Linked DNA regions of Mus musculus: regions 2 and 3 are each linked to region 1. The links are chromatin loops, found by intact Hi-C in ENCODE. Cell type or tissue: gastrocnemius. All regions are shown on one strand. Links, peaks and the distances in the headings refer to the core of each region. The heading gives the core; the rest is flanking DNA. Region 1 overlaps Glis1 (GLIS family zinc finger 1). Region 2 overlaps Glis1 (GLIS family zinc finger 1). Region 3 overlaps Glis1 (GLIS family zinc finger 1).

Evidence for each region. A loop is a pair of places that touch in the nucleus more often than their neighbours do. Peaks named below come from ENCODE experiments on the same cell type or tissue, not always from the same donor. Only the 100,000 strongest peaks of a DNase experiment are listed, where the experiment ranks them.
Region 2: it touches region 1 in a loop (1.8-fold over the local background); 12 of 42 quality-filtered maps call a loop at or near these places.
Region 3: it touches region 1 in a loop (1.8-fold over the local background); 10 of 42 quality-filtered maps call a loop at or near these places.

The regions. Positions count from the first base shown.
Region 1 is chr4:107,631,923-107,642,388 of GRCm38, reverse strand. It overlaps Glis1 (GLIS family zinc finger 1), which reads right to left. Exons shown (of 11, transcript NM_147221.2): 9 at 10,463-10,466; 10 at 9,960-10,127; 11 at 7,330-7,800. The coding sequence ends at 7,643. Among named protein-coding and RNA genes, the nearest start is that of Gm52673, 11 kb to the right of the region's middle. In gastrocnemius, for the core only: a CTCF peak has its summit at 4,518 (motif pointing right); DNase peaks (open chromatin) are centred at 4,544, 7,587 and 7,816; H3K27ac peaks cover 343 bases.
Region 2 is chr4:107,483,316-107,493,781 of GRCm38, reverse strand. The region is part of intron 2 of Glis1 (GLIS family zinc finger 1); the gene reads right to left. Among named protein-coding and RNA genes, the nearest start is that of Gm46866, 53 kb to the right of the region's middle. In gastrocnemius, for the core only: a CTCF peak has its summit at 7,685; DNase peaks (open chromatin) are centred at 4,102, 4,471, 7,568, 9,099 and 1 more place.
Region 3 is chr4:107,471,379-107,481,844 of GRCm38, reverse strand. All of the region lies in intron 2 of Glis1 (GLIS family zinc finger 1), which reads right to left. Among named protein-coding and RNA genes, the nearest start is that of Gm46866, 41 kb to the right of the region's middle. In gastrocnemius, for the core only: no CTCF peak of the experiment used is centred there; DNase peaks (open chromatin) are centred at 2,678, 5,184 and 5,271.

The DNA.
Region 1 (10,466 bases), core at 771-8,770:
GAGCCATCTTTCCAGTCCCTATAACATAGTTTTATTTGTTTGTTTGTTTGTTTGTTTTAATGTGTCTTTTAACTTATTTTCTTGCCTAGTTTCTCTAGTTAGAGCCTTTTGGACAGTTGTAGAATAAAAAATAAAGAGCAGGCATGCTTGTCTTATTTTTGATTTAGGCAAAGAAAAGCATATGTATTCTCACCAATAAGTAGCATGTTAGCATGGAGAGGGCCTGGCGAGCTCAGAACCCAGGAGACCTGGCCTGGTGTCTTAGTCTCGATTCATAGGCTCCTACTTCCTCCCCAACCTGGGGTTTTGAAGTGATTGTCAAACACTTTGCTTGCAAGAGAGGCTCTGTTGTTAGGAGCAAGGTCTGAAGGTTTGGGAGGTCAAGGTGGGCTCTTGACTATAGATGGCAGTAGGGCGGTGTGACTAGAGAAGAGCCTTGAACTGGAAGTGGTAGCTTTGCCTGTGAGTGTCCTGAGCCTGGGAAATGGCAGCATCCCCAGCTGTCTGTGTCTGACAAGCATTTCTACCCTCCCCCCCTTACTGACCTCTGCGGGGGGGAAATGCTAAAAGGAGTACCCATGTCTGGGCCCATGTCCAGTGGTCGTTAAGAGGGCTCCATGGAGGAGAGTCTATTTCAAGAGCACACCAAGTACACAGAAAGAAATTAGGAGAGAAGACAGAGGTTTGTAAGCTATGGGGAAGCAAGGTCGTGTTGGGGACATGTCTGGTGCTGAGCACTGAAACTCCCCACCAGGGGCCTGGTTTGTGGCCAGGGCAGCTCTCACTCTGTAGGCAAGTAAGGAAGTCATTGGTCCCCGAATCACTAGATGACGGTTGCCTCTTCTCTGCTCTGCCCAAGGCCGGTACACCTAGTTTCTCAGTCCCCCTCAGCACACCCTAACAAAGGCAGAAGAGCACAGCTGGAGTTTGTAAACTGAGCCCCCAGGCTTTGTGTAGACAGGCGGGGGGTGTGCTGACCAGAGAGGCCACCGTTCAAGTCCACATGGGCTAATGTGAGTACTGCCCTGGGAATCTCAAGACCAGTCCTACTGCCGAATGTCCACGCTTCCCCAGGTGAGCTGCAACATTCCTGTCTTGACTGTCCATTTGTGCACGGAGCTTGGTTTGCAGTCACAGGGAGAATGCTAAGGGTGCTTGTGTAAGCAGAAAGACTAATAGTTACATTTGTCTATAACTTAACTACTACATACAGGCCCTCAATGTGATGGCATTGACTCTGCCCACTGAGGGAGGGGACATCATCCCAGCTTCTGGAGCAGAACCCCCAGAGTCAATGAGGTGACTATGAGTCACCAGGGTCTCTGTCAGTGCTTGACTAGCCCAGGATGGGGACTGTGGGGTCCTGCTGTCAGCACATAGGTCTTCATCATCTTTTAGGTTTCCAGAACCTCAGTTTCTCTAGTATTAAACGTAGAGGAGAGGCCTGGAGAGATGGCTCAGCGGTTAGGAGCACTGGCTGCTCTTCCAGAGGTCCTGAGTTCAATTCCCAGCAACCACATGGTGGCTCACAACCATCTGTAATGGGATCTGATGCCCTCTTCTGGCATGCAGTTGAACATGGTAATAGAGCATTTGTATATATAAAATAAATAAGTAGTATATATAATAATTTTTTTAAAAGTAATGCTCTAAGAGTTAGTCTTTATCCTTTCTCGGCCATGGATTCATCATGAAATCAGGCTCAGGGCAGGTGGCTCACACTAACTTTGTCTTGCTTAATGAGGTTGGGTTCAGGCCCTGTGGAGCCTGTGCCTTTGGCAGTCTGTCCTTCATTGGACTTAGGGCCTCTCACCCTAGGGCTGTCCTCCAACTCCCAGTCTTTCTGGTAGAAGACACCCCACTCCTCTTTTGGGGCTCAGGCCGCTGGGGGAGACTGACCGCCAGAGGCAACTGTGTTTGATGACAAAGGTAAGCTGTGAGGATCCTGGCTTGCCTGGGCACTGCCCTCCTGGTTACAGTGGCTCTCCTGATTCACCAGCTTCGCCAGCAGGCGCTCTTGCAGCCCGGTGTAAGGGTCAGGGGCATGGCTCTGTTCAGATGAGGAGCTGAGGTGCTGAGTCTAAGGCAGTTCTCCACAGGTGAGTGGAGGAGGCAGGTTGTGGACTGGGGCGGACTCCCTATCTGGGGTCTACAGACACACAAGGCAGGGGTTCAGAAGCTGGCCAAGGGGGTACTGGGGCATTGCAGCTAGGCAGACAGAAGTTCAATGTCCTGGCTCAGCCATATGCAATCAGGGTGGTTCACTCCATCCTTGTCTTCAGTTCTTACCCAAGATGGAGAGGGCTATTTCTCACATGCTCGACCTGCACTGGGTGGGCGCTTTTGATGGAGCCGTCTGTGTTAGTGATCCCCATTTCCTTGGACCAGAGCCTTTAGGGAGTTCTGCACATGGCCTGGTGGTGCCCAATCAGGGATGGGGCCGCCATAGCTGTAGGAACTCCTTTGCAGTTGTAGTGAAAAGCCATGGAGAGTTAGCGGATTGTTGTTAATATGGGTAAATGGGCCTCCGGGGGGCAAAGTGACACAAGGTCCTTGGGATTCCTCTTCTGCCTTCTCTGATACTCACCTGGCTCAGGTGACTGATCCCGAGGGCAGTGCAGCCAAGCTGAGCAGCAAAGGTGCAGCTGCCAGGGATATAGCGGGATGGAGGCTAGCCAGCTGCCTCCAGGGCCTTGAAGGCTGACCTGCAGTCCCTGGTCAGCACTGCTATCCATTTACTTCAGAGGGCTTTGCTCTTTGGAAATCTGAGATTTGCCCCAGCCCCACCATCTGGGGCTCCAGTCTGCTTGAGAGTCTCCCAGTATAGCCTTCTCCGTCTCTGTGGTTCCTTGCAGGGCTTTGGGGTTGAAGTCAGGGACCCTAGGCTCCTGTGTTTAAAGGCTCGCCTTCTAGGAAGAGGTTGGCATGCCTCTCCCTAGTCTGGCTCTTGTTCAATGTGGACTCAAGTTAATTCAAAGAGGCATTTATTCATGGGATTTATAATATACATGTTTATTTATGACCTAATTGTGACTCTGATTAATAAAAGCTAGTGGGAAAGGCCTATCCAAGAAGCCGATGAACAGACTCACACTTAGCTTTCCCACAGTGTATGAAGCATCAGGCAGAGTATTAAAGAAATATAATATTTTACTGATAGACCTGTCCTTTAAAAGGAACGTGGTTTTGGGTGTCATCATTTTGGTGTGAATCATGTAAGGGTTGGCTGTTTGCTGTTTAATACATTTTAGTGTCAAGAGACGCACTCAGCTGGCTTTCTGCCCACGCATATCGTGTAGTCTGGATTTTTAAGCGACATTAAAGAATAGTTTGTGTAGAGAAACCTCAAGTTGTTGCCTCTCCAGCTGTGCCATGAGTGTATCTGCATATACTCTGGGTATTGTCAGAGGCAGTGGATTTGTGAGCTGTCTGGAACTAAAAATTAGAACAAAATAATTTTCTTGTATTAAAAAAAACCAAAGAGGCATTTATTAAAGACCGACTGTATACTAGGCTGTATGGAACCAATGTGACTATGACAGGATGGTGACTGAGCAAGGGTGAACTTAGCCCCAGTCCCTCTCCCACAAGGCCTCAGCTAAGCTAGCTAGGCGTCTTCAACCTGGAGCTGTCTGCTGCTTTGCTGTTTCTCGAAAACAGTCTCCACGGCTGGGAGTCTAGCTCTGCACATGTTCCTAAGCAGGATGCAGTTGCCCCAGGCCCAGGGCCCCTGGGAATGAATGGAAGGCTTTGGCTGATGGGGACTGGCAGCTCTCTCCTAGTTCCTGTTCTGTTTGCATTTCCCCCAGAGACAGGACCACTTAGAAACCTATAAATGCCTGGCAGGGCCCATGGCCCAGGCGAGTATATAAATCGGGACTTGTAAAAGCCTAATGGTCCCCTCTGGACAGGCGAGAGAGGCGCGTGCCAGAAGTCCTCAGGCGGGTCCGGGGGCTCAAATCCCGAGCTGTCATGTAGACTGACAGGATAGGGCGAGGCAGGAGGGCTGCTGTGGACTTACACTGAATGTTAACACCAGCCAAGTGGCCTCAGACAGTGACTGCCTTCGGCCTCAGTCTTTTTCTCTGCAAAGTAGGTCACAACACTTAGCATATCCAATGGCCTAGAGCTGCATGTGACATTGGGGGTCAGCAGGCATGGGGTGTTTTAGAGTTCTAATGTACTGTCTATGGTGGAGTGGGCTCTTCATGGCTGACCAGGCTAATTGGAACAAGCTCTGTAAAACAGGCTGGCTTCAAACTCACAGATATCTACTTGCCTCTGCCTCCCAAGTGCTGAGATTAAAGGTGTGCGCCACCACATCCTGGTCGATATTCTTTATGGTCCTACTGTGTGTGAGATTCTGTAGGGGTCAGTCATTGTCATTGTTCTCCTCTTCTCCCCCCTCCCTCTTCCTCCTCCTCCTTCTCCTCGTCTTCCTCCTCCTTTTTTCCCTTGGGGTTTGTCTTCTAGCAGAACTTTACCTTGTCAAACCCTACCCTGCCCTGTCCAGCAGAGGGAGCTCCTGAGGTCTAAGAAGCTCTCACTTCATTTCCTACTTTCCATGAGGGTTGTTTGGACAGGGGAAGTGGGAAGAGGCCAGCAGTGAGGGGTGTCTCAGGAACTGCCCTCTGCTTGGATTTCTTGTGGTACAGTAGGTGGGGCCCACTGCCGGATGGTGTGGGTCCTGAGGTAACTCATGGATCCCCAAAGACCATCTAGAATCCTTGGGGGACAGGTACCAGTCTGGGGGGGATCCCTGGGCCTGGTCATAGGGCTAGAGGGTCAGAATGCACAACATCCCAGAGATGCTGGTCTGGCTGAGGAGTCAGTGAATGAAGCCCTGCCCCAAAGCCTCTTCCCCCAACTGTCCTGAGTATGGCTTAGTCACAGAAAGATGATTTCAAACGCTGTTATGTCAGGTCAAAGAAAAAAAATGGAGGAAAGGAATGAGACAATAGGGTGAACTGGAGGAGGTGGACTCAAGGCAGCAAGAAGTGAGGAGGGAGGCATAGGTCAGCATGGCAGCAGGAGACAGTGGGGGCTGTGAAGGGAGGAGAGGACATGTGGAAGAGGGGAATGAGAAGAGGAGGGGGCAGGGTTCCTAGGGAGTCCAGGTAGTGGTAGCAGTGGGGGACAACTCCAGCTGGTTACCTACATGGTCAGGTCTGGGTTGTCCTGGCATTGGACAGACTCACCTCCATTGGTCAAAAGACGCCCCCCGCCCCCACCACCACACAGGGCCTCTGAGCTGTGGCCTGTCCTCCCATGACCTTCCAGCCTACCCTGGGTGACAATGACAGTCCCATCTCCCCACCACTTAGGGTCATGATGTCCCTGGGAGTGGCGACAAGGTAGCTCCCTGGTTCCTTGGTCTGAAGGACAGAGCTGAGGAGTGACCATGATGCCTTGCTTGGCTGAGGAAGGGATCAAAGATGTCTTGGAGATATGGAGAGCCTCCTGTGCTGTGCTCATGCTGAGCCTCTAAGGATGACTGGAATGAATGGGCGGGATGGGGAGGTGGAATCCCAACAACCGTAGCAGTCCCAAGCCCTTGGTGCCCCGTGGAGCTCTGCTTGGTACCTCCATAGCTTGCCTGTCTTCTCTGGTCTGCTTCTAACAGCCTTTGTCTCCTCCTTCTCTGCTCTCTGGAACTAAATGGAATCCAACTGCCAGCACTCTGTGTGTTCCCTGTGTGCTCGGAGCTCAGCCCTTTTCATTATTAATAGAAATATGTCCTCATTGTACAGCTTAATTCTGCTTATCTGGACTGGATTAAGAGCCTACAATGACATGCAGTATTGACTCCTGAGCATCCCTGTTAAAGGAAATTTGCCACAGCCTAATTAGTTCCATAAAAAGTAGGGGAGGGGAGGAGTGGGCAGGGCACCCTGGGTGGGAGTCAGGGGCCCTTTGTGCTGTGTGACTTAGGTTGGTTTTTCCTCACTGAGGCCTGGACTGGGCCTACACTAGGAGGCTAGGGCTGAGGCAGATGTGGGAGGCAGGGAACCCTGAGTTCAAGGGCCCAGCGGCACCCTGGGTGTGGAGCACTGGGTAGCTGCATCACATGGGCGTGTGACTGTACCTTCTCTGTTCCTCAGTCTACACAACGGGACAAGTGGCTCTCTTACGCAAGGACAACTGTGATGAAAGACATTGTTGCAGTCATGGGAGAAGGCAGCTATAAGTTCATCTCATGTTAGCAAGACAACCAGGAGCTGCCTCCAATCCAGGAGTGTGGGATGGATGAAGACTGTGTAATACTGCAAGACGACTGCAGGGGCCCGGGTGTGACCCTGTGAACCATGCTGGTGTTTCATTGGCTACGACACCAGAGGGCCCCGGACTCCCAGAACAGCAGAACATAGAAGAGCAACTGTCTTCTCGACTTTGGGAAGGACTTACATATTGGGGTAACTGAGGTGTCTCTAGATGACAGAGAAGGCCTGAGTATGCCATCTAGCATGGCTGGGTGACCAAGGAGCCTCAGTTTCCCTTCTGAAGAAGGGGGCCACCGAGCTCTTCCCCTCTCACCTCTGCCGTACAGACTGAGCTGGGAATGTATCTTGGTGGCTGCTGCTCAGGGGGCAGAAGACCCTTCCCAGAGCATTTCTGAAGCCGGGGAGAGCTGGTACAGTGGGAGTGAGGAGGGAACTTAGCCCTCTCAGTCTCCTACCGAGTGGGATGCCTGCCTTCGTCTTTTCCTCAGGTGACAATGACATGAAGCCCACTTCTAGGCACTCCCTGCAGACTAGATGGGGTCTGTTGTCTGGGCTGGACACAGAGACAGGAGATTTAGGCAGGCCATGGTGTTCTCAGAACTGGCCTTCTCTATAGGCTGGGGCAACATGTGGGTGTGGGTTCCCCTTGGGCTCAGTGCTCTCTGCACCTAGATAGTCTGTGGGGTGCCTTTTACCTCTTGCTTTACAAGGCTGTTGAGTCCCATGGTGTCCTTGACTTGCATACTGTCTAGACAGCAGAGCCAAAGCTGGCTGAGGGCAGAAGGTAGGAAGGCTGGCTCCATGATCCATCCCCCTCTCCCCCCCCACCCCCCTTCTGTGTATGTGTGGTGCGTATGTAAGTATGTATGTATGTACGTATTTGTCTGTCTCTGAGTACCTCTCAGACTCTCTGTACCTCTGCCCTGGGACTATCTCCGCCTAGCTTGCTGCCTTGGAACTGGCCTGGGGTCTGTAAGGACCACTGTATAGGATCGGAGAAGAGGGTTTCCATCACCATAGCTGTACCCAGGGCCTCTTGTGCACAGGGCTCTTCATTGCATTCCCCTCAGATCTTCTGGGTCTCAAAGTAGAACCAAGCCTTCATGTCTAGTTTCCAGTTTTTAATGTTTTTCTTGTAAAACCAAAAATATAAAACTTGCAGGGCGGCGGAAAAGAGGTCCTGTACATTGTATATACACGAGGTCTGTGATTTGAGAACCTTATGGAGAGAGAGGAAGACACAGCCATGGGGCTGTCAGAGGGCCATAGCTCCTGGCAGGCAGCTCTGGACCAGACAGCCCTCCAGGTAGGGAAGTACCCTGTGGTGTGGCCTTGCTGCCCCGTGTGGGAAGCACCAGCAGATGGCAGGTAGGTGAAGTAGCTCAGGAGCCAGGCAGGCAGGCAGAGCAGCGCCCCTTCCTTCAGGTGTCAGTGTAGATGGACGGGATGTGACTCAGACAGTGGTCAAAGGCCCCATTGGGGAAGAAGCCACAGTCCTCAGGACCACTAGGTACCAGGTCTTCAGCTGGCTGTGGCTGCAGCGCTGGGGGACACGGCGTTTCTGCCAGGGTCTCGTAGCCTGTGCACAGAAAGCAGGGGGTCAGAGGGGGCGGTGCCAGAGGCTGGCATGTGGCCCATCTGGGGCCTCTCCTGTTATGTTCCTTTTATGGGGCTTAGAGGTGGGGGTGCTGATGATCTGGGTGGAGAGGAGACATGGGGGTCTTGCACTCCAAAGGGGCCAGGGAAGCTGGGAAGACAGGCAGACTGGCTTGGCATATCCTTCCCCAGTATTTGACTGGTATAGACAGAAAGAGAGAGGGAATAAGGAGAGACAGGGGTGGGGGAAAAGGATGGAGAAGGGGGGAACACCGTAGTTTCTACTCTTAGAGGGTTTGGGAGAAGGAACCCAGCTGCCTATTCTTCCAGCCCCCCCCCCCCCGCCCCCAGACTCAAGAGGGAAGGGAGCATTCCTGAAACCTAGTAAGTGATCATTAAGACCAATTAAGTTAACTTCACAGCAGTTCAGTGACATGGGGCTTACTATCTTTATGGTGAAAAGGTGGGCTCAGAGAGGGGCAGATGTCTAAGGTCACACTGCTAGTAAGTAGGGGGCTGGCACTTAAATGCAAGTCCACTTGGCCCTAGGGACACCTGGCTTTTCTGGAAGACATGCTGCTTCCAGAGTGAGGTCACCGCTCAGGGTTTTTGCCTTGAAGCAGAGACCTGAGAGGATCATCCCAGCTAATGTCTAGTCCCTGAGCTGCTGTCATGATTTTATGTGGCTTTGGTAAGTGGGTCTCAGTCTCCTACAGCTATGAAATGGGTATGGGGTGAACTGTCCTGAAGCCTTTTGGCCCACATATTTGTTCATCCTGGGATTATTAACATTTTAATGGGCAGTGGCTAGCTAGCCGTGAGGCAGTCAAATACAGTTGGAATAGGTGCTGGGTACAGACAGGAAGAGGCCCCTCTCCATTCTAATGTCAGACTGCTAAGTTAATAAATCCCCCCTGGGTTGGGGCTGGGAACACAGGATGGTGGCAATGAATAGTATAGGCACAGAGTGGGTAACTAATCACAGAGGTGGCCTGCACACAGCCTTGTCATGTATATGTGTGGCTCATATATAGCCACAGATGTATGTTCATTGTACTCAAACACAGGTCCATGTACATACAAGCTCAGCAACCTGAAGCAGCTCCACATGTACATGTATGTTCATGTATGTATGTCTGTGGAGTTAGATGTGAGTCTCACATGTGCGTGTGCATGTATGTTCATGTATGTCTATGGAGTTAGATGTGAGTCTCAGGGTAGGTAACGATGTGAGAGAGGTATGTGAACGTCAGTACAACATAAGAATACACGCATATGCCATGGGTAATCCTCAAAATGCCTGGAACCACCTGGGCCAGCCCTACATGCATACAGATGTGCTCCACAAAATGGCAAGGGAGAACACAGACACAGAGGACGTGTGTATGCACACACAGCAAAGCCCCCAGGGATGATGGAGCCACAGGTCTGTGTTTACTGGTGGCCTCCCTGACTGGCCCCATGTCCAGTGTCCGTGGTCCTCTGTCCCCCACTGTGCTGCTCACAGGCGACTCAAGAGCCCTCCATAGGGCCTCAGCTTCTCTTTGGTCTGAGCCTTAGGATCTTCACTAGATCTGGACCCTGGGACTGACTTGAGTAGGGGTTGACTTAGGTAATTCAGAAGGAGGAACTACCCAATAGGCTGTCCTGAGTTCTGCTCTGCCTGCTGGATAGAGCCTGATTCCAGCTCTGGGCAGCATGCAGCCCCCCCCCTGTCCACAGCACCTCTGCACCCAGCAGGGTTAGAGCATCAGATTTCCAATCCCTGCACTCTCAGTTCCCTGGTCCTGCACGAAACAGGCATGCCCCAGGCCCTACCCCTTCCTGCTTCTCTTCCTACAGCAGGGATCAGCGGTATCTGCAGGCTCCAAGGCTGTGCTGAGCCAGAACTCAGCATGTACTTGATTAACACTCAGTATGAAACACCATTTGGACCATTCTCTCATTCAGAGAATCTAGGGACTGACAGTATTTAGATACAGCTGGGCAAAGGTATGACAGGAACACAGTCATTCTAGCAAGGGTGTACCCTAGCTCAGGTAGACTGGGCTTCTTCAAGCTTCTGCTTCTATCTCTATATGGGGCCATTAGACAGGGCCAGCCTTGGTAGTGTTCAGGGAAGGGAGGTCTTGGGAAGCTTACCTGGTGCGGATAAAGGTGTGCTGAGGCTGGAGTATGTGCTGGGTCGCAAGGGGTTGAAACCGTGGGCATCACCCACCAGTCCATCCCTGGAGGCTGCTGGCTCAGTGGCCCGGTAGCAGTCAGCGTAGGGGAAGCAGTTCTGGATGGAATGGAAACTGCCTTGGTAGCCTGCAAGAGGAGGCAGGGATGGTGGTGACAGACAGAAGCACCTGGGTCATCAGGGGATCAGCCCCCTTGTTGTCCGGTCCAGGCATTGAGGGTGTGAATGAGAAAGCACAGGAAAGGTGAAGGCCTGCTAAAGTCTGTGGCCGATACTGGAGACCCACAAGGGGGAACGGTTGGCCTTCTCCCAAATCTACCACACTCACCCAGTCTTCCTCTAACCAGCAGGCCTCTCTTACCTGTCATTAAGGCAGGAGCCCAATATGGTCCTTGGAACCCAACCAGCCTCCCCCAGACCCTGTGTCAGTCCTCTGGGTCACGAGTGGTTGAATGCAGCTTACCTTG
Region 2 (10,466 bases), core at 1,160-9,159, 150 kb after region 1:
CCCTCCATCCAGGTCTCTTCTATGTTCACTAGAGTTCTGAACTTGTCTCTATCTTGGAAACATGGCTGTGGAGAGGTGTGCACAGACAGAGCACCCTCAAGAAGGGGCAGTCTAAACAGAGCCTCATGGCCCCTCTGTGATCACCTGAGCCCCCTCTATGGACCCATCTCACAGCACAGGATCAGGATTCCAGCAGGGGCTCAACAGCAGGCAGGTGGATGGAAGGGGGGCATCTTTTCTACCTGATAAGGCTAGGCCATAGCCTGGCCCCTCTGCTCATGTATGCAGGATGAACTAGTTTCTTCTTAGTCCCTCATCTCACAAATACCACCTGAGCATCTCCTCCATGCCAGGCAGTGTGTGAGGGCTAAGGCTGTCAGAAAGCAAGCTGGATACATCCCAGGCAGCAGCCAGCAACTAGCCCCAGCTTAGCCCCAAGTGGGTCATCTGTTATGTGAGTAGAATAGACTTCACATGCATGGATTCGGGAAGGAAGCCGTCTGTCCACCAAAGACTCAATGACCAGGCAGCTCTCGGCCCAGTGGGGCCAGCTGACAGTATTTGGTCTGATTTGTGGCAGACACTTGATGTTGTACAGGCTCCATGACAACATGTGGAGATTACTGGTCTGATTTGTTAACCGAATGACTCAGCCCTAAGATAGAAGTGGCCAAGCAGCCTCAGCACAGACAGGAATCCCATTTCTGGACCAGACCTTCAGATTCGGAGATAAACCAGTTCTGACCAAAGGGTTCAGTGTACACATGTGGTGCACATAAATGAGTGTGGGTGCACACACACATACACACAAAACAATAAGTAAATCTCTTTTTTTTTTAAAGGTTCAGCCAGCAGGAATCAGTCTGAACTCACCTCTTCAATGAGGAGGCAGTCAGTCAGACAATAGTTTCTTCTGCATAAGGTTTGCAGATGGGACAGTGACCTCCCAGAGTAAAACTCCACAAACCTACACCCAATGTCCCCCTTGTAAGCCCAATAACCTCTTGATGTAATCATCTCAGACATCCATGCTGTCTTGAGAGGAGGGCTGTTGGTTACTTAAAGCCAGGGAGGGTCTCCCTCATCACTTCCTGACACCCAGATTTCAACACCCAGTAGAGAGTTAATAAAAGATTATAGGGTCCCGTATCTGAATTTTCTAAACGGAAGATACCTTTCAGCTCATCCTAGGCCATCAGCTAAATTAAATCTGGCAGGAAAAAGTTTCAAGCCCCACAGTGATGTCCGAATTCTCCACCGTGGGGAGCAAGGGAGAGTGAAGGAAATCCTGAGCTGTGCGCTGTTGCCATGGGTACAGCCACACCGACTACTCGGATGCCTCAGCCCCAAGGGAGTGGCAAAACTTTCTCCCTAGGGTGAGGATCAGAGGGATGGCAAAGTCTCCCTTGGGTGGGGGAGCCCATGTGTGAATGTAGATAGTATACGCAGAAAATATCCACCATAGCTTTCTCCCCCAGACAGTGAAGCCCTGAAGATTGCTCCTCCTAATGAGATAAGCTAGACCTGCTTCCTTGTTCAGTTGTATATAACAAGCATGCCTCCTTGTTTATATCACATGTATATGTATATACTAGTCCCACCTCATTCAGCTGCACGCAGCAACCCCACATCCATCCCTATTCCACTGTACATATTAAACAGGATAGGCAGGGGGCTCTAGGTCCTCTATCAGAAAGCCCAGTCCTCCCTAATCCCAGCCTTCCTGTTCATATGTACATGTTTGTCTTTTCTGCATTCCCTTGCTGCCCCAATCACATCCATCCCTGGATCCATGCTGGGCACCACACTCTATGCTGGCCTCTGAGCCCTCCTAGCAAGCTCCTGTCTCCATGGGGCTCCCAGTACACTAACCCGACTTGGTCTAGTAGTCATGTTCACATACTCTTTTACCAAGTGTTGTTTCCAAGGTGCTGTGATCATCTTTGCTCTCCGGCACCCAACACATCACCTGGCCAGCAAGGTCTACAAATGACTCAAGCTCTCTATAAAGCACGCAATGTGGGCAGTGTCCAAAGGGAGCAGACGCAGGGGAAGCTGCTGTCATCTCTGTGAGGGGAACGTGTGAGAGAATGCTTCTCATTCTGAGTTAGTCACTGCAGAATTGCTAGACAGCCGCCAGCGGAGAATTGTTTAAAACTACACGAACCTTTCTTTACAGCTGTAGATATTTCTAACAAGTAGAAGACTCTGAAGGACAACGGGCTCACTACGTGTGGAGTCGACACGGTAATGAGCTCTCAAAATACTTTTAACCAGAAGAAAAATGTCCAGGCGCAAAACCTATCCTGCAGAGCCCCGCTGAGCTGGCTGGGTCATATGAAGCCATATCTGGAAAGGGACCTGGGTACCTTGCATAATGAGAACAGACCCAGTGATGGCCTGGCTAATGCTCCTGGAAAGGGGACCCTTTGCATCAACAGGAAGAATGACCAGCCTCCTCCCCAAGGACTAGCTTTCAGAGAACCAGCAAGTGCTATGCAAGTTGCCAAGGGAGGGAAGCAACGAACAGTCCTACCTGGCCATGATGTCTATGAACCACAACACCGATCAGCACCCCTAAAGGTGCAACAGTGGCCTTCACAGCTTGGTGGTAACCAACAGCCGTCTAAGTGGACTCACGGCCTGCTCAGGAGGGAAAATCATGCCTGCTACTAGAAACCTAACCGACTATCGGGGCTAGTGACGTCATGGAATCTAAAAAGAGGACCCATGGCTGCCTCTTCACTAGACCAGTATAATTCCTAACGATGGTCTAAATATTACACCCACAGAGAAGTGTAGCCCTCACACACACACACACACACACACACCCCACCGGCAAAGAAGCTTCTCTCTGCAGCAGAGAGAAAATGAGAGAGAACCACAACGGGGCAAAATACAGAGATGGACTGATCATGGATGCCCAGCCCCAATACATACATCTGCAACACAACTCTGGCACCTGAGCCTCAGAGAACACAGAAGAAGAAAGAGTGGAGACTGTAAGAGCCAGCGGATGAGGAAGTCTGTTGTGAATAGTTGCCTCCTTCAAATGATCGGGAAGCTACACCCATTAGATCTCAACAATGTAGCAGCCTAAACAAGGCCCGAATAATGGCAATGCCAATGAACACGCTAACATGGAAGGGGGATCTCATGTGGCCCCGTCTTAGACAACTGCAGGCAAATCAGGACTGCTAAAAATGGGAGAACTAGTCTTTCCCAGGGATGAGCCCCAGAACTGGTTATCCAATACCAAGTGGTCAGCCCTGAAATCATATACACACAAGGAACACTAAACAGGCTCAGAAGGTAGTATTTATACGTGTGTGTGTGTAATTATAATGAAAAGGAGACCATGAATATGAGGGAGATGGAGAGGAACATGGGAGGGGTTGGAGGGAGGAGGCATGAGGGCCACCCTAATGCACCTACCAGGCATCCTCACTGCTCCAGTTGCTAAGTGGACTGAAGCTGAAGGCGCTGCCTTAGCTTCCCGGGAGGGTGCGGGTGTCTTGGGAAACAGCTGGAGCAGTTAGAACAGCTGGCCTCCATCACCTGGCGCTAAGATGCTCCACCTGCCCAAGCCCCACCATCCTCCATGCACAGAATGGAACCACTGCGCCCGTCTGGCCCCACTCCGCTACACAGAGCTCTCTCACATTCCTGTGAATGCCTACACATCCATACCTCTCTCAAGAAAGTCACCTTCTCTGGGAAGCTTTCCCTGGCTTGTAGTTCCCTTGCAGAAAAGCCACCCTGCTCCCCTCATACCCAGAATGCCCCTTCTTGGACTATTTACTTAGCCGTGCGCCTAGAAGCAATGCCAGGTGCTCAGCTGCAGGTTTCTAGCTGAGCAGGCAGCACTCCGCCAAGTCAAATCACACCCTCCTGGCCTGGTAGGTGTGTTAGGGTCACATGAAAGTCTTTAACTTACAGACCCTCCAGGCAGCCCTGCAGCTTGGATTCAGTGTGGGTCGGGGCACCCAGGGCAGCAAGAGGGGGTGGATCTGCAGCAGTTCTGTTCTCCTCCCCTGTCCCCACTCACAGCTGAGGCACACAGCCCAGCGTGCCAGTCCAGCACCAGAGCCTTATCACCCAAGCTGGCAAGTGCTGTGTGTTCCCTGCCACTGCCTGCCTATAAAGCCCGATTGGCGCCAACGCCGTGGAAGCCTGGTTCTGCCTGGATCCGCATCAGCTCTGTCTCCCTAATCACACGCTCCACTTGGGACCATGTCGCTCTACGGCTTTTAACTCGGCCCACGGCCGACGCACCATACTTCTTGTGATATCACCGACATGGCTTAGACAACCTTTCAATGGGGCTGGGATGCTATGGCTCTGAAAGTGCCTGAGTGGCATCAGGGCCACCTCCAAGACAATGGCCTGTCTCAGGAAAGCCGGCCCCTTCTGAGTACGCCTCAGGAGAGAGTGAGCCAAGCAGCCAAGAGAGAGAGGTGGGAACCTGGCGTCAATCCCCGACTGCCTCTCGGGCATACCTCCAGGGAGCTTTCCAAGGCCCCTCCCTGTGGACACCCACCACTCCCAGAAGCCTACACTCCACACACACACACACACACACACACACACACACACACACACACACTGGGTTTCCTCTCAGTTGTCTCCTGGCTCAGGGGCTGGGATAGAGTGGCACACATAAACATTTACTGCACAAGCAGACATTTATTTAGAAGGATGAAATCCAACTACATGGACCTAATTTTTCCCAGAAAAAAAGAGAAAGCTCCTTCTACCCTACACATCCCTCTGCCACGCAGGACAGTGACACTCTAAAGCTTACACCGAAGCCTTTGTGGCCTGCTACTCAGCAGGGACGTAGGAAAGGAGCCCTGGGAAGAGAAACTACACAGTCCCTGGGTCAGGGCGACTTGGACCAGCACTACCTGAAGTGTGTGTCACAACCAACACTTCCACACCCCTGGAAACCGCCAAAAAGAACAATTCTCAGGGCCTGCCTGCTCTATGGTGAGGCTCAATGGAGACAGGGCCCAGGAACTGGGTGAGCAAGCCTGCAGCCCTGGGAGGTGAGAACCCTTGGCAGCTACCATAGCCCTGAGTCATTTCCTTTCCTGGTGCCTCAGGTTCTGTCTCTGGGGACAGAAACCAGGTAACTGTGCTCCCAAGGCATGCACAGATAGTACCTGTCTGACCCAGAGTCCTGTGACCCTGTGAAACACGGAGGGGACATCATGGCATACCCAGCCCAGGTCCAGGACAAAGGCCCATGACCTCCAAGACAGTAGTTCTCAGCCCCTTTGTGGGGGCTGCACATCAGATATCCTGCATATCAAATATTTATATAACAACTCATAACATTAAACTTACAGTTATGAAGTAGCCATGAAAGAACCTTATGGTTGGGGGTCCCCACGGCATGAGGAACTGTATTAAAGGGTTGCATCATTAGGAAGGTTGAGAACCACTCTTCCAAGAGGTGTGCAAGGGAAGACTCAAGTGGCTCAAGTAGAGGCAGACAAGCAAAACCTAGGGCTTCAGCACAGCCCTCTGAGACTGAGTCAATGCTGTCTCCATTAAAGGATGCCAGCTCACAACCCTACAGCACTAGAAGGGACCTGACAGCTCTATTTTACAGAAGGAAGACTGAGGCCTGAGGTCATCCCAGCAGAATATGGAGAGCCAAGCTTCCAGGAGCCAGGGGGAGTTGAAGCAGATAGACTTTGAGACCCCTCCTCACTGTGGCCATGGTAATAGGTCAGCATGTAGTATCACTGACTTGGTACTACCAACCCAGTACTGATGACCTAGTATTGCTAACTCAGTACTGCTCGCTAGCGTCAGGCCAGGAGCTCACACAGGCTGAAGAGGCACAAAGCCTGTAACCAAGCAACAGCTGGTTTTCAAACACCCCCACTTTTGCTGGACTGGGGTCAGAAGTGGGGTCTACATAACTTCAATAAGCTAAAATTCCCCAAATGGCCTCTTTCCTGAGTCTGCTCTCATCCCCACACTCACACAACCATTGCTCTCTGAGCACCTTCTGTATGTTACTCCATGCGGTGGCCTTAATCCTAGCTAGGACAAGACATTCAGTACCTCAGGGTCTTATTTCTCTGGATTTCTAAAAAATTCATTTATTTTTATTTTATTTATGTATGTGTGTGTGTGATGTGTGAGTTTATGTCCACTACACACATGTGGTGCCTGCTGATGCCAGAAGGCACTGGAAGTCCCTGGACATGGAGTTAAAGTGTTTGTGAGTTGCACGATGTGGGTGCTAGGAACCAAACCTGGGTCCTTTGGAGAAACACTATGAGTGCACCCTTAGTCACTAGGCCATCTTTCCCACGCCTACAATGAGGCTTAGAGAAGTTTACTGACCTGCGTGCAGCACACAGAGAGACAGGATGAGTGGACATAGATGCCTGTATCCCACCCATTACCCCCCCCCCATATCAGAGGCTTGGGTTTGTACCTGGTTCAGCCTCAAATAAGGGGACCATGATGCCCCACAGCCGGCAGGGACACCCTAATTTGCCTTTGGTCTTCGGGGAAACCTAAGAGGATATTGAAAAACGAAGCCATGCCGGCAGGTAGCATCACCCAGATCAGCTTGTGTGGCTGACCTCATGCACAGACCTCCAGAGCATTGCGCCCCACTCCCCTCACTCCAGGCAACAGGCCAGCTCTCCCATCTCCAGAGAGCTTACTACACAAGCAGGGAACAGAAAGACCCAGACTCCATCCAGCCCCCTGGCTGCTTCTGTTGAGCTGACACTGTCTACCACCCTTTCCTCCAAACCTGCCCTCAAAAGCTCTCAATGGGGACTGTATCTCCCCACTCCATCCCCACCCCAGCCTGTAAAATCACCCAGAGCCAACAGCCAACAGGACCTTGTCCAAGCAACTCCGGGCAATCGTAGAGGAGAAAAGGCGGTTAGACTTTAAATTAAATAGAACCTTCTCTCTTTATTTCCAGTAAGAAATCATAGACTTGGTTCAGGTACAAAAAATTAATCCCTGGGTTCAGTTTGGGATTCAGCAAATTAGCACCATTTGCTCTGGTTTGGGGTCTGAGGTTTAGATCGAGCCTAGAGGAAGAAGCAATCTGGGACACCCCACACCACAAGCATCACTTGCAAGCTTTGTGGCTCCACTTGAGGGACAGGGATAGGAAAAGACCCTTGGGTGGAGCCAGACTCCTAGTTACCCTCTGGCAAGTAGCCGTCCAAGCCTGAGTAGAAGAGCTTCTCTGTGCCAGCTGGGTCTCCTCTGTGTAGGCTGAGCGCTGGTCACAGCTTCCTTGAAGCTCCCCATCTCTCTGCGCCTCTCTTCCTCTCTCACCCCTCTTCCCTACACCACGCATGTCACTCACGGCACTGCACCCCAGCTGGCAGCCTCAACAGCATCCCTAGAGAGCCTGCATTGGTCCCACTGTGACCTACTCACCCTGTACTTCCCAGGATACTCACTCACTGAGAGAGGCCCCCACACCCAGCAGAGCAGAAGCTCACGCACTGTCCTGGTCACAGACCAATCCCTTAGGGGAAAACTGGGTGGATCAAGCAGGAACCTGGCCCCTTTCTAGACACAGAACTGCCCTTCCAGTTGGCCAGGTTTGGGTCCTGGGGCCAGAAGCAACCCTCCCTCTCCTTCAACCCCCCCACTCTAAGCTCAAAGCACACCCTCTAGCACCCTCTAGGGCCCAGGCAAGGCATCTTCCTGCCTCCACCTTCTCCACCCAGAGCTCTGAGAACCCCTCCAAGTGCAGGTGCTCGCTCTGGAGCACTTGCAGGGGAGAGGAGTGGGCTCTGCACAAACGAGCCTTCCTTCACACTCCACTCTTGGGCTCTGTGAGCACTGTCCGCAGAGCGAGAATGGTGATCCCTACCCTGCAGTCCCAAAGATTAAGACGCGACCTACAGCAAGGACCTAACCCAGCAGCAGGCATACACAGTAAGCACCCTGAAACCTGAGTGCTGGCATACACAGTAAGTACCCTGAAACCTGAGTGCTGGCATACACAGTAAGTATCCTGAAACCTGAGTGCTGGCATACACAGTAAGCACCCTGAAACCTGAGTGCTGGCATACACAGTAAGTACCCTGAAACCTGAGTGCTGGCATACACAGTAAGTACCCTGAAACCTGAGTGCTGGCATACACAGTAAGTACCCTGAAACCTGAGTGCTGGCATACACAGTAAGTATCCTGAAACCTGAGTGCTGGCATACACAGTAAGCACCCTAAAACCTGAGTGCTGGCATACACAGTAAGTACCCTGAAACCTGAGTGCTCCTTCCTCCTGTGTTTAAGGCGCCTTTCACTTTCCCCTGCACCAAACAGGAGCCCAGACAGAAATGAGCTCCACACAAGGGGTTGACAGTCCGCCTAAGACTGTGGTTTGTCTATGAGGTATGGTGGGATAGTTAACAATGGACACTGCCACGTGTCAAAATAAGCAGAGCGGGAGGAACCAAACAGGCTTCCTCTTGGGAGTCCAAGCAGGAGCCTCCAGAAGAGAACAGGAGAACACAGCGCAGCCTGCAGCTTGCTAGAGATGCCTGGGCTGCGGATGCACGGGCTGCTGCGGCAGAGTAGGCGCTGCTAGGGAACCGCTGCGGACAAACACCCCACACAAGACATCGCAGCCTCAACCTCACCTCACACTGTTCCCAAAAGTTCTGCTTCCTGGCCAGTCTACCAGTGCAGGATGGACAGCCAGAGGGAAACAGCCCAGTTTAAAGGCAATAAAAATGTTTTTTTTCTTGCTAAACAAATTAGTTTACATCTGGTGATGTGCAAATAAATAGAAGGACCCAGACCAGACGTCTCCCAAGGCCTGGGCCTCACTCTGTTTGGACCCAGGCCTAGGCACCCGCCAGGAGCACCCTTGTCTCTCGCTTGCTCTCACGCCATCCCTGCTCCCCCCTTCCCACAACTCTCCGTGCTAACTGTCCATCCCGAGGTTCCCAGTCTTCCCCTTGCTCAAGGGAGGAGCTGGCCTCTGGTGCTTGCCCCATGTTCCTTCCAAGCTAGCCTTAGGCAGCGCATGTATGAAATGGGAACAATGGTCTCCTCGTGCCAGAGCTGTGGGGGGAAATAAACATCTCTGAAGTGCCTGGCACTTAGAAAGCATCCCCATGGTGTGGGGCTCCTCCACTGCTCCTGGCCCTAGCTCCTTGGGAAATACATGGAGTGGACTGTGTAGGGTCAGAAGCCCAGTTCTGCCTATGCACAGAGGTGGAGAAACACAGGCATTCCCACAGCACAGAGGGTCCTGTCAGTGGACAGTTGGCCAGGGGTCTTCAGATAGAAACAGCAGCTCCCAGTTCTCAGAACCTAGGAATTACCACCTGGAGACGGGCCACTGCTGTCCATCCCACCACACAGCGAAGCCGAGGCCCAGAAATTTCAATTTCAATTTGCCTGCTTTGGGAAGGAAGCCAGGCCTCAGCCCATGGGTATTTTCTAGTCCATGTCTGTGAGGAGAATCTGTCACATGTAATGAGGGGGTAGGACCACCAGCCCAGACTTTCCTTGGTGCAATTCTCCTGAAACTTAGAAATTTCGGGTTCCTGGGCCACGGAGCTCAGGGGAGACCTCAGTGGATGGGTACAGGTCAGTCAGAAGCAGAACAAGAGGGGAGGAAACCCCTCGGTCTAGGACAGCTGTAGAGGGAGTGTGGAGAGAAAACTGTGGACGGGATGGTCTCCAGAAACCCCTCCCAGTCAGAAGACTCCATCTGGCCTCTTTGGAACCAACTTTCTGATTCTTTCTGTCAGTGGGGTGGGTCTGTGGCCCTGCTCCTGGGAGCAAATCTAAAACAAGCCCTGTTGTTCCTTTCCCAGCCTTCTGGAGCCAGGAAACTCATCTGTCCTACTTAGTTCTAACTGTCAAATTGACACGGCCTAGACTTACCTGAGAAGAGAGCCCCAGATGAATTATCCGAATCACACAGGCCTACATGCAAGCCGGTGGGAGCCTGTCTTGACTGTTAACTGGTGTAGAAGGTCCCAGCTCACTGTGGCTGGCACGATCCCACGGTCAGATAGGATAAGAAAGCCAGCTAAGCGTGAGGCCGCAAGCGGGCCGGCACTGCGGTGTTACTCCATCACGGTCCACGTCAAGTCCTCCGTGAGCTCCTGCCCTACGGACTACAGCCTAGACGTCCAAGCCACATAAATCCTTTTCTCCCCTACGGTGCTTTTGCACACGGAGTTTTCTCACAGCAACACAAGGGACGTACAGCAGAAAGGAGTGCAGCCAAGTGGACTGTATCATGGCGAACATGACTATCTGGCTTTTATGCCTCGGACGTAAACTTTTTATGAAATATTTAGAACTTTGGGCTGGGAAAGCCACTGAGTGCTGTGGGCAGAGCTTTGTGGGCCACTTTTCTTTTCTTTCCTTTAAAAGATTTATTTAATGTATGTGAGTACACTGTTGCTGTCTTCAGACACCAGAAGAGGGCACCAGATCCCA
Region 3 (10,466 bases), core at 1,336-9,335, 160 kb after region 1:
TTGATGGGATTTGAACTCAGGACCTTTGGAAGAGCAGTCGGGTGCTCTTACCTGCTGAGCCATCTGTTAACCTAAGATGAGGATAAGGAGTTGAACGGTGATAGTTTAAAGTGATGTGTTTGTGTATAGAGTTATAAAGGGATGGCGCATCCTAGCTGACTTTAAGTATCAACGTGACATAACTTAGAGTTAGGTGAGAAAGGAGTCTCAGTTGAGGGGTTGTCCCACATCAGGATGACCTGTGGGCATGTCTGTAAGGGATTGTCTTGACTGTGAGATGACGTAGGAGGGCCCAGCTCACTGTGCATGCGCAGCACCGGTCCCTGGGCAGATGACCTCTGGCTGTATGAGAAAGCAAACAAAGCATGAACCTTCGAGTGAGCCAGCACGGTGTTATCCCATGGTTTCTGCAAAGCATGAACCTGCACGTGAGCCAGCATGGTGTTATCCCATGGTTTCTGCTCCAAGCTCCTACTTGAGTCCCTGCCCAGATCTCCCTCAACAATGAACTGTGACATGCAACTGTATGCCAAACACCCTTTCCTCTCCCAGGTTGCTTTTGGTCACAGTGTTTTTTCACAGCAACAGAAAGAAAACTAGACCACTCTGCCTCCCAGTCTGTCTTCCCCTCAGGGCACGGGGTTTCTTGCCTTTGCAGTTGTCTCTGTCGAGACACAGATGCAGCGGGAGTTTGGACGTAGGAGGAGTAATCGCCCACCTCCCCTTATCTCCCCCGAAGGCCAGCAGGACACTGGTGGGAGACACAGAATGGACAAGAGGCAGCAGCCACAGGTGCCCCCACAGCTGGATGACCCTGGAAGCAGGGCCCACAATTATTTATTTTAAAATAAATCTCCAAATAGCCTTAAAATAACTACAAGGCATTTCAAAAAGACCGAATTGTTGAATTTACTGTTTGTTTACTGAGACAGTCTGGTTGGGTTTCAGATGAAAGGAGGAGAGAAAGCAGATGTGAGGGGAAATGTCAGAACTGCAGCATCTGCTGCTTGGGCAGGAGCCTCAGCAGCCTGGGGGTGGGGAAACCTGGAGAACGACTCATGAAGACCCCAGGACCCAGAATCCCTGCACCCTGAACCACAGATGCCCCAACTCTCTTATGTGGGCACCAGGAGTCACAGCCCTATTCATCCTGAGCGGCGAGAGGCACGGCATCCCAGGAAGAACCGGCACTTCAGAAGCACACACTGAGTCTAACCCTGAGACATGCACCCGGGGAAGGCCACCGCACACTGGCCAGCTGCCTCACGGCAGCCCTGAGCACACCTTTGCTGCAGAGCAGGCTGCAGAGAGGTCCGAACTGCTGGACATGCTGCTCAGCAGAGGGTACCAGCCCACACATTCCACGGCTCTCTCAAGCGCAAGTCATTGATCTTTTCTGGGAGAGGACCCTCATTGATGACAATCTCTACCCTCACTCCTGCCAGAAGCAACCCTGCCTGAGGAAGGGCCTCGTGTACTTACAGAACATGGGGATGCAAAATATGTGTTTCCTTAACCACCTCTGTCTCTGAACGCCCCAAGAGCAGGAACACATGGGTTCTCTGGGTTCTCAGTGTCCAGCCCATAGCTTAGTATGAAGCAAGCTTACCAAAGAGAGGGAAGGAGGGATCGGGGAAGGAGGGATGGAGAGAGGAAGGGGCGTAGGCTTCCACTTCATTCAGAGGTTGTCTAATGTGTCTCTGCTGCTAATTTAAAAGAAAAATATCAAATAGCCATGTCCTTGTAAGCAAAGAGCATTATGTCAATGCCACAGATAAGGACACGGAGCCCAGAAAGACTGGAAAACATCGACCGCTCTATCCACACATACAGGGTCTCTGGCAAGAAGTGGGTGCTGTCCATCCCACGAGTACCCAGCCTGCCACTTGCTGACACCAATGCCACACTGCAGTGACAATATGGGACAGCCAGACCTCTGCTCAGAGGAACCTGTGTCACCTTGGACAAGAAGCTAAGCCCCTGCCTTCCCCTCCAACTCAGAGGTAATAAAACCTCCTCATTACAGAAAGGAAAAGCCCCCTGTGAACTGTGAACCAAGTGGAGTAGCAGAAATGCTACCCACTTGGTACCAGACAAGACTCTGACAGTCACGCGGCAAGCACACAAACCCTACCTCAGGGCCAGCATGAGACACCTCTAGGACATGTCACATGGGTATGAATGGATGGGCAGATGATACTCGAATGTCTCTGAAGACTAACTCCCCATAACACAGCAGCAGAGAGGAGTCAGAAGCCCTGCTCTCTGAGGAGGCTGGATGAGACCCACTTGAGGACGCTGATTCACTATGACGAGAACATTTCCTCTGCTTCTCAAAGGTGGCGCACACATCCACTGCCCTCTACCACATCTACCTATGTCAGACACTGGCCAGATCATCTGTACCAAGGACATAGCACACTGTGCTTGCCAAGTCTGGGATGGACCACACTGATACCTGGGCAGAGGCTCCCAGCCCCAGCTCCACAGAGCTTCTAAGCTGAAATTACAAGGCACCCCTGGAACCATAAAGCCAGGAGTGCAGCCACGGTGAGCCAAGACTGGGCAAGACCTCCTTCCTCGACTGGACTGTTGCAACACCCTCAGTGCCTGGCTGCTCATGGACAGTGCCAGCAGGTGAATATGCTATACTGACAGGAACCAGGAGAAGGGCCAGGACCTGTGACAGGGACTCGGGGGAATTCATGCAAAGCTGTAAGCAGAAGCGACATGGATGCAAGCTGGGCAAGCTGTGTCCCACCCAGCACAAGCAGCCAGGAAAGAGCAGGCATAGCTTGCACTGACAGGACGGGCTGGACTTGAAAAATATCCAGCCTCCAGGGCAAGGTTGCTTCCCAGGGGGTGGGGGTGGGGGGCGGGGGTGGGGGGCACTAGAGAAGGGTTGGAGGAGCTTGGGCATTCCACACACGCACTGCTTCAAGTGCGTGGAACACACGTGACCTTAGAATTTAAGATATGGACTGGGGAGATACAGAGTGCCTGCCCTGCAAGCACAGGACCTGTGTGTGATCCTCAGAACCTATGGAATAAAGCCAGGTGTGTGAACGGAACAATGGCTCCCTGGGGAGCAACCTAAGCAACTACATTCAGATCCCAGCATCCACAGAAAAGCCTACACCATGGCAACCCGCCCAGTACTTGGGGACAAAGACTGGCGGTGCGCAGGGGCTTCCTGGCCAGCCACTCTGGAGGAAACAGTGAGCTCCAAGCTCAGTGAGAAACTCTGCCTCAAATAATAAGGTGGAGAACAATGGAGGAGAACACACACACACACATGTACAGAGAGCGAGAGGTCCAGCAAGCTACGCAAGGTGGCATGTGTGCCTATAATCCCAGCCTTGGAGAAGTAGAGTCAGTCAGATCAATGGGCTTGGTGAGTTCTAGCCCACTGAGAGACACGGTTTCAGAGGAGGAGAAAGAGGAGGAGGAGAAGGAAGAGGGAAAGAGAAAGGGGAGGAGAGGGTAGTGGTGGTGGACAGCAAAAGTTGTTCTCTGGCCTCTACAAGCACATGCACACACCTGCACATACACCTGCACACACATATACTACATACACACAAACACTACAGGGACAGGGAACTTCGGGTGGAGTTTACCTCCCCCGTGGAGGCTCCAAGTCCCGCAGGGGCAGGTCTTCCTGTCTCTTTCACAGAGCCTCTGGCACCCACGTGTATCTGTCAGCCTTTGTTCCCACCTTGTGTTGAGTTTATACACACTAATTCAAGTCACACAGTGGCTGTTCAACACGCGAATTTAACCAGGATCCACCAGTCTCTGAGAAGAAAGGGCATCTGAAATTGCTGTGCTGCGTGAATAAACTGGCCTGGACAGCAGGACACCCCAGGCCGAGGTGGACACCTGTGTGAAGGTGGGGATCTCCTGCCTCCTCTACAGCCCCTCAGCACCCCAACTCATATTCATTCTTCAGTCAGCCAGCCAGCATCAGCAGAATCAGCCCTGGGCCAAATGGCGTTGTGAACGGACCCGGGACCTGTCCTTCTACCCGACGGGAGAAGCACAGCGTCTGCTAGATGGTTATGCTAGTCACCTCCTTTCCAATACAAGACCCAGACAAACTGCGCATCCTTGACTGCCCTGCGGGCTGCCTCACGGGACAAGTCCTCACAGGGGATACTGCTCACTAGAGATGCCAAAGGCCCTGGAACTGACGTAAGTACTGGTCCCCATAGGCACAGGGTAACTAGCCTCACTCATTGGAATATACCATTGCCCTCTGACCTGGTTCCTAGAAAATAAGGGCAGACCCAGAGGCCAGGCGAGGGGGGAAGAGGCAGAACACTGTCGCTGACACGGAATCTCTCTCAGTGGCATAACAAGAGCTGGCTGAGCTACCACAGCTGGAAAGAAAAGATCCCTCCACAAACCTACCATTTTACAGATGGGGAGACTGAGTCCAGGAAAGGGCTGCCCCTTTCATGATGGGCCCAACAGGCCTTGAGCTTAGCACCTACATGTGTGAGAGACTATTAACTATCACCCTTGCACTGCTGTGACCCAATGCTTGAGAGAAACAAATGAAGATGGCAAAGATACATCTTGGCTCACAGTTTCAGTCCAGGATAGCTGGGAATAGCCGGGTCCTGCAGTTCATAGTGACACAAGGACATGTGCATATTAAGTGAGCAAAGCCTGCTGAAGCCAGGGGAGGGGAGAACACTCCAGGTTAAGTGAAAAGGACCGAGGCAGAAGGGAACAGTACCTTAGCAGAGAAGAAAGGCAGGGAAACTCAGTATTGCGGCGTGCAGCCCATCCCATCCTGGGTGCTCACCCATGACCACTGAGTTATACTCATTAGGTACCCAAGGATGCCCTCTGTCAGGCAGGTGGTCTCCAGACCAGAGCCTCTGCACATCAGAGACTGGAGCATCAAAGGACCCTGGTTCAGTCCCCAGCCCCACTTCTATACTGTACAGGAGACTTCTGTATTCTCCTCTCTAGACTGGATGAAGGAGATGCCTACGGCAGTCCTCTTATAGGGAAAAAGGGTTATACCTATAAGTCCGCCAGCTCCAATCTATCGAGAGCCACCCTCAGTCCCAGCCGCCAACCCCAGCAGGAACCTGGCAAAGGACAGGAGTGTGAGTCTGAGGCCCGGGAGTGTGAGTCTGAGGCCTGGGGAGGGCATGTTACAATCCTGATTAGTGACCTGGGAAGGAGGCTGGTACCAGTTCCCAGAGCCTCTCTAGCTCACAGTGGGTGGCCAGTTGCTGAGGATGCTACAGAGACTTCTGAGCACAGGCGGGATCTAGATCAGAATGGGAGCTTTGTACAGTCGCATGCAGGTCTGAAACCCACCAGCCGGCTGGGTCGTGGCCAAGTTTATGACGACGTGTTTCCTAAACAGTGCTATTCTGCTAGGGCTTGCAGCGGAATCCTTTCCCCACACTGGACACTCATGGGCTTGGAGGAGAGCTGAATACCAGGATGGCCGACTCCACTGCAGCTCCAGGAGGTCCTGGCCAGCATGGGGCGTGTCTACACCTCCCGCCACTCCCTCAGAAGCACACCCTGCTTCTCTGTCTCCGTAGCTTTTCCCTGCTGCGCTTCCAGTTCCTTGGACGCCCTTTGCAGGGGAAGGGCTGCAATAAGTACCTGAAAAGCTTCTTAAAACCTATCACTCTTGGGCTGGAGAGATGGCTCGGCGGTTAAGAGCACGGACTGCTCTCCCGAAGGTCCTGATTTCAAATCCCAGCAACCACATGATGTCTCACAACCATCCGTAATGAGATCTGACGCCCTCTTCTGGTGTGTCTGAAGACAGCTACGGTGTACTTACATATAATAATAAATAAATCTTAAAAAAAAAAACAACAAAAACAAAACCTATCACTCTGATTGTCCCCCTGCTGGTGCAAGACTGTGACAGAACAAGAAGGCAAGAAGGGCTGAGGGCTGCAGGTTTGGAGAAAGGGGTCGGGGGTCAGACCTAAATTAGGGTCCTACAGCAGTGGCAACCACCCCTTCACAGACCATTCCTGGGTCATGGCAGTCACTCCCAGACCTCACAGTGTCGCTCATTTTGCCTTGTTCCAAGAGAGCTGAGCTGCACAGCATCCCAGACCCAGCAAAGCGCCAACACATGGAGGCAGATGGGTTTGCAGTGTTTGTAAATCAGAGGTTTGGCTTGATTTCAGGCTAGCCCAACCTATGGAGAGCTGCAGACCCCAGGGGACAGCCTGCTCTCTCCTAACCTCTGAGCTGAAAAGGCTGAAGATCAGAGGCAGCCATTGGGACCCAGATGGGGACCACTATGGAAGAACATCACATCACACTGCAAGACATAACTGGTACAAGTCACATCACAGCAGGGCTGACAGTTCTTCCTCTGCCAGCCAGAAATACCAGCCAGAACCTTCAGGGCCCCCCTCAGACAGTCCATTCTCTGATGGTCCCCTAGATCAAGAGCCTCTAGTGACCTCAGGATCAAGTCCAGACTCATCCACCAGGTACCTCGTCCTTCTTCCTCTACACAAAGCCTCTGCATGCAGCCTGCATACCAGCAAGATGGGGAGTCACCTGTCTTTCCTCACCTGGGTGGCCTCTCTGCACAGAAGTCTTGGGGTTTCTCTGAGAACGGGAAGCCAATCTGAGCCCATGTTTGTTCTTCATTGGCATAGTGGCTCCAGGGACATGGCTCTGGCCAAATCTGTGAACCCAGTTGGACATCTGCTCTGTGCCCCGAGAAGACACACAGAAAGGTCCACTGTCTCTGAAGAAGCCGCAATGGGGAGCACCAGGTCATGGGACCCACAGGAGAAACAGTGCCTGGGAGGTCATAGGAGACTTCCTGGAGGAGATGAGCAGAGTCCTGGGAGAGAACATGCCAGGAGCACTGCAGAGGAAGGCCGTGAGCAGGCAGGCACATAGAAGTGACAAGGGATGAAGTGCTACTGGGCCAACCTCTGCCAAGGTGCAGCTGGCAGAGAAGTCCCCCTTCACAGGCTGCAAAGAGGCCAACAGAGACCACCAAGGGCACTGGCCATGCAGCTGACCCTGCATGCTGCCACCCACCCTTGAGTCCCCGTCCCATGGCAGCCTGCAAACATGCCATTCCTTGTGGCTGCCCTGCCACAGAGGACTGCGTCCTGAGCGCCGCGGTGTCTGCGGCCAGCACGATCTGTTATTATCCCCGTCAGTGGGCCGGCCTGTGTGCATTCCTCGGTGATGAGTCTGGCCTCCTCGCAGGGTCTAATCAGCGCCCAATCGCCCTGGCTTTGATCTGCTGCGCTCTCTGCGATACCACACCTGACTTACAATCTGATCGGTGGCTATCCCACCCAAGCCCAAATTATCCCTGGAGAGGTCCCACAGAGCCTGTGTGCTGCCTGCTCTTCCGGTGAGTCCTTTCTGAGAAGGCTGCTATGGCCTCCTGTCTGACAAGTCACCCCCTCACCTCCGTGCATGTCCCATCCATCATGTCCAGGCTCCAACAGGACCCAGTCATGCCCTGTCCATGAGTGTCCATTGTTGGGACCCCTATCTTGCCCCTCCGTTCATCTTCGACATGCAGCCAGGTGTCATCAAAGCTACTGCTGGCCCAAGAGCTGTTCTCTGCTGACCCCCAGCCATGACTCTTTCAAACACAACTTGTATAGAAACACCCTGTCTCAAATGGCCTTTGCATCTGCTCTATTCACATGTCCCCGGGTCACTGTCACACCAGGCTGACCCTGCTTAGCTCCTACTGTCCCATGCGAGTCCTTCAGGTGGGGCCCTACAGCTCAGTTCACATGGGTAAAAATGGCAGCGTGAGCCCATGCAAGACCCCTCGGCCAAGCCAAATCCTGCCCTTTTTCTCTTAGTTTCTTTCCCCTCCCACCAGCCCCAGCTCCCACGCCTCTCCCCGGAAGTGGACTGGTGGCTTTGTTTTCAAGACACAAGCAGGTGGGAGAGAAGAAACTCCTCTGAGCCCAGCAAGGGGACCTCACTGGTCTGTGGGCAGTGCTGGGCACAGGAGTGAACCACTCAGTCCTCTTCTTGGGAAACTCAGCTTTGGGGGAGGCAACCCAGGGGATGGAGAAAACAGAGGACAGAGTAGAAATGTCTGAACCTGATCAGGGTGACTTTGTGGTAAAAGAGATGGAAGAAAGTGTGGTGTGCCATTATGCATAAGACAAAAGCCAGCACTCGGGAGGCGAGAGGGCTGTGAGTTCTAGACTGGGCTGGATTATAGGTTGGGAAAGAGGGATGGGGACGCTGATGAATTCAAGGTTGGAATGTCTGACCTGAGCTTTGAGAGACACACAGGACCTTTCCAGACAAGGACGTCGCTGCTCAAGGGCCTTCTGCTTCTTGGCTCTCCCGGCAGCCTCAGGCCAGCCCTGCATGGGATGCTGGGAAGTAGGTGAGAGGCACTGTGGGCCCTAGGGTGAACAAAGGCCTAGGCCTTGGAGCCTGGGTCTGTAACAGACCTGCTCCTTTGCCTGCTAACTTGACAGCCTAGGGAAAGTACCCTGCCCAGAAGGGGAAACAAATATATCTGTGTTAAGAGGCAGTCATGAGGACATAACACCCAAAAGAGACAGGACCTGGTTAAAGAGGCACACAGTCTTCCTTCCAGCTGCTGTGGAAAGCACAAGTCCCAATGTCTGTCCCATCTGGGCAGGTCTCCTTCCACCATCTTGCTCAGGAATTCAAACGCACCACTTCTGGCCCATAGTCTCAGCCTCGCAGAAGACCTGAATGTGCCTGACTGTCTCTGGCACGGCATCTCTTAACTCTTCTATCATGATCCTTTCCGGTACAGAAGCTAAGGCTAGAGATGTTTGCTGTGTTCAGGTACCACCTTCCTCTCAGGATTTGGGGGTCACCAGGATATGGAGATCACTAGACAGCTGGTTCTGGAGTAGACTCTGCCATGTCTCAGATAAGAACGGCTGAAGCCCCACCAGGGCCCCCCAGTCACCCTTCTCCAGCATGATGCCAGCAGGTACCCCTCCCTGGCTGATCCTTGTGAGTGATGCTTCCAGCCGTGGGTGAGGCTAACCTGCCTGGCTAAGCCTGCTGGGGATTGCTAACCTGTTCTTCACCCTGCGCAGCCAGCACTGGATGCCAAGGAACCGAGAGAAAAGTTAACTCAGCCCTCAGGAGCTCACCGCTGATAGTAGGCCACGTCATGGGCCCACAGGGAATTCCTGAGGGTTTGGGGACCTGTCACAGCACTCTACCCCTGGCTGTACCATGGCGCTCTCACCATCCACACTATTCTCATGAACGCTCTGCCGAGGCTTCGGCTTCGTTCTTCTCGCTGCTGGGGCTGTCTCATACCCCAGACGGCTCTAATGAGAGGATCCTTGCTTGCCCTCCTTTCCTGTCACTCACAACCTGCCCCAAATGCGCATTCCCATGGAGGCCAGGGCCCTGAACCTCCTCGTAGCCTAGAGCCTCCCTCCCATCTCAACACCAGCTGCACCCATTAGGTACAGGGCTGTCTGTTGCTCAGGCCCAGTATCTCTCACCACGTACCACCTACAGACTTGCTCTGCACACACTCCCCAGCTCCCTTCCATCCCAACCTACCCCCTCCCTTTGGCTTTCTGTTCCCTGTCCCTTTCAGGTTCCAGAATCTCCACTGGCTTCTTGGCTAGCACCAAATCAACCACTGGCTAAGCACCAGATTTCCAGGCCTCTGCTGTCGCCACCCCATGCCGAGATCCCGTTCTCAACCCCACCCCCACAGGCTTGCACCTCTGAAGGTGCAGAAGTTACCTAAATTGGGTTATTCTGGGGCACCACAGCAGCGCCCCCCAAGGCTTATCATATGCGGTTGTGTGGTGATGTGGTACAGTTGTTACACCTAGTCTGAACTGTCCCCTTCTGGAGGCAGGAGGGTCACTAGGAAGAAACTCTCAGACTCTCTAAACCCCTCCCTCGGGTTAAGCAGAGCAGGAACTCGCGTGTGCAGCTCTCCTGAGCCATCACACATGCTGGGATGGACTTCTCTGTCCTGAGGCTGCCTCTGAGCCACTCATACTTCTGAAAGGACCCAGTGAACTCATCAGCTCACCACGCTAGGCTTGGATAGAATCCTTTCATTTTCTGTCACTGCCTTCCCTATCTAAAATGAGCAGAAATAGACTAACCCCCCCCCCCCAAAAAGTCACATTGGAGGGAGCGGTGCTACCCACCCCTGAGCTGGGGGCAGTGGCAGCAAGCCTGTGTGCACCCCACTCTCCATCCTTCCCATTAAATATCTGACACCATCAATTGCCTGATTTATTGATGTGGCAGACTGGCCAGCCACTGGGATGGTTCTGAGAAGTCTGTAATGCCAGACCAAGTAGCTAAACCAAGTGTAGCATGGTCTTCCAGCCCTCCTACCCCATCCTGGACCCATGTCCCAGTCAGGACCATGGCAGCCTCTCACCCCCACCTCAGATACAACTTTCCATCCCGTCAGTAAATGAGCCCCACAGGAGGCAGCT